Linked DNA regions of Homo sapiens: region 1 is linked to region 2. Evidence: read pairs that join two places in POLR2A ChIA-PET (ENCODE). Cell type or tissue: OCI-LY7. All regions are shown on one strand. Region 1 holds the start of TRA-AGC11-1 (tRNA-Ala (anticodon AGC) 11-1). Region 2 overlaps BTN3A2 (butyrophilin subfamily 3 member A2).

Region 1 (2,500 bases), 200 kb before region 2:
ACTTTTTGTAGAGATGGGGTTTCTTGACCTTAATTTACTTCTGTGGAAGCTAAGAAGTTGTAAAATTTGATACCTAATCCAATGTTGCTAGAAACCAGAACTCCCAATTCAAAAGCCCTAGGCAAACCAATTGCTCCCAGTTTACAGTCATGCCAATACACAACCCATGGATCTGAACTATGGGATTGGGCTAATTTTCTTTCACCTCATTTCCACACCTGCGCGCCTAATAGAGTCATAGAAAATAAACAGAAAAGAGTAAGGGGAGGCCAAACTGACTGGGTAAATTCTGTCCAGGGTTGAAGAAGGAGAAAGCACCTAGGTGGTGTGAGCCTCAAAGCAAGGCTGACTTTGAGCCAAGTTCTGAGATGAATGGTGGGTTTCTACACTTGCTTAGAACATCTGAGTTGGTTTTTTGTTTGTTTGTTGAGAGAGTCTCGCTGTGTCACCCAGGCTGGAGAGCAGTGGTGCAATCTCTGCTCACTGCAACCCCTGCCTCCCAGGTTCAAGCGATTCTCCTGTCTCAGCCTCCGAAGTAGCCAAGATTACAGTCACCCGCCACCGCCCACGGCTGATTTTTGTATTTTTAGTAGAGACAGGGTTTTGCCATGTTGGTCAAGCTGGTCTTGAACTCCTGACCTCAAGTGATCCAGCCGCCTCAGCCTCCCAAAGTGCTGGCATTACAGGAGTGAGCCACTACGCCTGGCTAATATCTGAGTTTTTAACTCTCTTGTCTAAAATGGTGGGGGCAGGAAATTGGGAGGTTTTCTTCCAACAGAGTTATCCACTTTTTGTCAGCCCTGATTGCAATGAAAAAGCAAAAGAGAAAAGCAAGTATTAAAGGTTGTCTTAAGGTCTTTAAAAGACCTACTATGCCCTGCGCAGCAAAGTTACTTTCTTAAATAAGATATTTTGTCTTCTCCACTTTCAATTTTTAGTATCTTGCCCCAATTTCATAGAGACTAGAAAATAAAAAGAGGAAGTTTCTAATGATGGAATTTCTGGAAAAGAAGCAGTTGAAGGTGCAGATGTTGGGTGACGGCTTTCGTATGGCTTTTTTGAGAGTGATGGGACTCTAGTAATGCCCAACGGATCCTCCTTTTCCCAACTAGCTTCTGCTGAACAGTACCTAGCACCTAGCACCTGGCACAGTAGCTGGTACTCAATAGGCCCAGAAGAAAAAGTGGCAACTAAAGCATTTGTCTTTGTGCAAAGACTCTGCCTCTAAGTCTGCAGCCATAAGTATATTCGCTTCTCTTGCTAATATTTACCTTAGAAAAATAATTTGTACACCCCTGGATCGAAATCAGGACTACAGAAACCAGAATAAAGAAATCAAATGGGACGCACGCCCCCTTGTGGCCACAAGGTCCTCCGGCAGCGACAAAGCCAGACAAAAAGCGGATTTGTTTTTTTTTTTTTTTTTTTCCTTTTTGAGAGGGAGTCTTACTCGGTCGCCCAGGCTGGAGTGCAGTGGCGCGAACTCAGCTCATTGCGACCTCTGCCTCCTGGGTTCAAGCGATTCTCCTGCTTCAGCCTCCCGAGCAGCTGGGATTACAGGTGTGCGCCACCACGCCCGGCTAATTTTTTGTATTTTTAGTGGAGACAGGGGTTTCACCATATTGGCAGGCTGGTTTCGAACTCCTCATCTCAAGTGATCCACCCGCCTCGGCCTCCCAAAATGCTGGGATTACAGGCGTGAACCACCGCACCCGACTTTAAGGGATATTCGTAGATCTACAAAGACGCTGGATAATCTGTTTCTGGAACCAGATGAATAGATGGAAATTTTAGGGGTGCGGAGAGTGGTAGAAACTATTGGTTAGGCCAAGGCCGAACCTCATTGCTTGAAAAACTTGATTTTCCCTTCTGGCCGCATCCTCAATTTGCTTCCAGTTCCCGGTTTCCGCAGATGTGATTCCAGTGTTAAACTCTTCCCGGACCCCCAAGACAGCTGTTTCTATGGACTTCGCCTCCCTGGTTCACCTGCACTCGGTGGGCTTCTCCAGACGGGATCCGACATGGTAAAACAGGTTATAGATGGCGCTGAGGGGCGGAAGTCATGCTGAGGCTCTTTAGTCACCATTGTACACAGTTCTTCATTTTTTTCCTATTGGCTAGTGACGAAAGTCAATTGAAATAGCGAGAGTCCTGAATTACTTCCAGATATCAAAGAGGGTAAAGGATATAAGAGACGTTTTCCCACACGGGGAATTAGCTCAAATGGTAGAGCGCTCGCTTAGCATGCGAGAGGTAGCGGGATCGATGCCCGCATTCTCCAGTTTTATGTGGTTTCCTCTCCCACCTTACCCTTTGGCCTTTACTCCTATCTTTCCATGAATATCTTGCTGACACATAAGCAGCTAACAACACACTCCCGTATCATAATGGGGGTGGTCTTTCCTTCAAGCTCAAGATTCTCTCACCACCCATGAAAACCCATCTACTCGGTGGTTCCCTAGTCCTCAGATTGTTCTATCGTAGACAGAGCTGGGTACTT
Region 2 (2,500 bases):
TGGGCCATGCTGAGGAGGTCCTTCCAGAACCCCGTGTCCCTAGCCTGCCCTGAATGTGATTCTCTCATCAATGTCATTGGTGAAAGCCCCAGGGGTCTAGTGACCAGAGGGGAAATGAAAGTAAGGTCAGTATCTGCCTAACCCAATACCCTGATGCGGCCCCAAGAAGCAACAAGGATCCTCTTTCTACATTTTTGTTGTTTCCCTCCCCACATTGATTCTGCCCACTGATGCTTTATACTCAGAGGTTAATTTTCTTTTCTTTTTTTTTTTTTTTTTTTTTCTTGAGACAGAGTCTCGCTCTGTCTCCCAGGCTGGAGTGCAGTGGCGTGATCTCGGCTCACTGCAAGCTCTGCCTTCCGGGTTCATGCCATTCTCCTGCCTCAGCCTCCCGAGTAGCTGGGACTACAGGTGCCCGTCACCATGCCCGGCTAATTTTTTATTTTTTGTATTTTTAGTAGAGACGGGGTTTCACCGTGTTAGCCAGGATGGTCTTGATCTCCTGACCTTGTGATCCGCCCTCCTCAGCCTTCCAAAGTGCTAGGATTACAGGCATGAGCTGCTGTGCTGGCCCTCAGAGGTTAATTTTCAATCTTCACTCGACCACTCGTGAGCTAAATGAGTTCCCCTTTTCTGCAGTCTATTTTTCCATACATCCAATTTATTTAACAAGGTGGAGCCTCATCTGAAGCATTTCCTCACCTGAAAAATGGGGATAAACATATGAATCTCTAGCGCTGTAGAAGGCAATCATATTATTTACTCAGCCCACAGCAGGCCATGAAGGAAGCTCCTCATCTTCCTGATAGCTGCAAGGCCGTCTCTGTGCTGGGCTCTGTGTGGGGCCTTATATGCCCTAGATTCACTCTCCAGCCTTCAGCTTTCTCCACCCTCTTCTGGACCCCAGGAATCTGTCCTCTATGGACAGTGCCACTGGGCTCCCTTGTCCTCTGGTTTGCTGCTGTGTTTGGCCAATGGGAGGCCCTGATAGAAGATTAGAAGGAGAAAGAAAGGAGATACACACCGTTTAATTTCCTGCTTCCTCCCTGCCAGCAGCAGCTGGTGGTGCTCTAACAAGGCCCGAGGACTCTTCTCAGGAAGCTCCCTCGTTAAGCTACCTCTTTCTCTGGGTTCCAGTAATTGCCTCCCCTTTTTAGCCCTCCCAGGCTAGGGGTGGAGACAGCTCCCCACTGTTGGGAACCATGGGGGCACTGCACTTTTCCTTGTTGCTTTCCCTTAACCCTTCTTTCTGGAAACCTTGTCCAACTACCCAGTTTGAGCTCACCATCTATTTCTTGCTAGGTTTCTGCCAAGCATGTTCATTATTCCTTCAGTCTTCACCTCAACCCCCATGAAAAACAGATTGCAATCATCATCTAAAAATGTGGAGGCCAAAGCTTGGAAGCATTAAATCCTTTGAGGAGATACAGGCAGTAGGTGGCATGAGAAGCCTGGGAAGGACAAAGTTCTTTGGGCAGGCATCACCTCCTCTCCTTGGCATTTCCATCCTCACTCTCCCTGCAGTATTACTCAGTGTGTGTCTCCTTCCCTTCACCTCCACCCTTTATGCGTCTTCCTACCCACGAAGGAAGTCAAGGGAACTTTTCTGCTCCAAATCACAAGAGTTGGAGAAGAAAAAAGGAAAAAGGAATATAGTCCCTCAGGTTGTTGGTCCAGGGAACATGCAGTGATTTACTCACCAGGCTTGAAGAGGGCCATTTTTCCATTCTGAAAGGAAGGAGACACAGATAAGAAAAAGGTCAGTATTTTTGTACTTTTCCCACTCCATTCTCCTCTCACTACATGTTTTCTCTCCTTTTCTTTAGAGTCTCTTCCAGGGTCCAGCTTCCCTCCTCTACAGCTCTGATGGATCAGAGGTGGCACCTTCTCAAAAATGTCAGGCTTGGCTCCCTGTGTCATGGGGGGTGCAGGATGCATGGCCAGGCTTTACAAGGGGGTGTGCAGGATCAGGAGTTTCTCAGAGGCTCCAGAAAAGCGGAGGTGAACCCCCACCACACAGAAATTGAGTCTTTAGATTAGATCTAATTAATCCAGCTGAGAACATCCACGGGTCACAGTGGAGAAAAAGTTGAAATATTCAGGGCATGTGACCCAGCAAACTTACAGAGCATCAGGCTGACTTATTGGTATCGGACGAAGACTCCTCTCCACCTACAATGAAAGAAAGGTAGAGGTGTCACCAGAACTCTGCCTTTTCTGTGTTGGCCCCTTCCCCTTCTTTTTGCATCCATCTAGTCTTTTTTTTTTTTTTTTTTTTTTTTTTTTTTTTTTTTTTTACCATCCCACCCTTCCCCATGGTCTCCATCTTCAGGTACAATTCTTTCTTCACCTCTTCTTAATATCAAGTCTGGGAACATCGGTTGAACGCTAGTGGCAGGGCAGGCACTGTGAGAGTTCCTTCCCAATGGGGTCCAGCTCATCTGTTTTGAATGTGTACCTGGGCATAGGTGTCACCATGTCTATATGTGTATGCCTAGGA

The links. ChIA-PET counts read pairs that join two places held together with the same protein. Peaks named below come from ENCODE experiments on the same cell type or tissue, not always from the same donor. Only the 100,000 strongest peaks of a DNase experiment are listed, where the experiment ranks them.
Region 1: POLR2A ChIA-PET joins it to region 2 with 6 read pairs; 5 of 35 experiments call an interaction of 5 or more read pairs at or near these places.

Annotation. Positions count from the first base shown.
Region 1 is chr6:26,571,645-26,574,144 of GRCh38, reverse strand. It overlaps TRA-AGC11-1 (tRNA-Ala (anticodon AGC) 11-1), which reads left to right and starts at 2,209; the gene lies at 2,209-2,281. It overlaps LOC105374988 (a long non-coding RNA gene), which reads right to left. Exons shown (of 2, transcript NR_134611.1): 2 at 1-2,117. In OCI-LY7, a CTCF peak has its summit at 1,341 (motif pointing left); DNase peaks (open chromatin) are centred at 1,364 and 2,207; H3K4me3 peaks cover 1,395 bases.
Region 2 is chr6:26,373,999-26,376,498 of GRCh38, reverse strand. BTN3A2 (butyrophilin subfamily 3 member A2) reads right to left here. Exons shown (of 11, transcript NM_007047.5): 9 at 2,126-2,172; 10 at 1,701-1,728; 11 at 1-702. The coding sequence ends at 2,132. Among named protein-coding and RNA genes, the nearest start is that of BTN2A2, 7.9 kb to the left of the region's middle. In OCI-LY7, no CTCF peak of the experiment used is centred here; a DNase peak (open chromatin) is centred at 1,048; H3K4me3 peaks cover 790 bases; H3K27ac peaks cover 1,695 bases.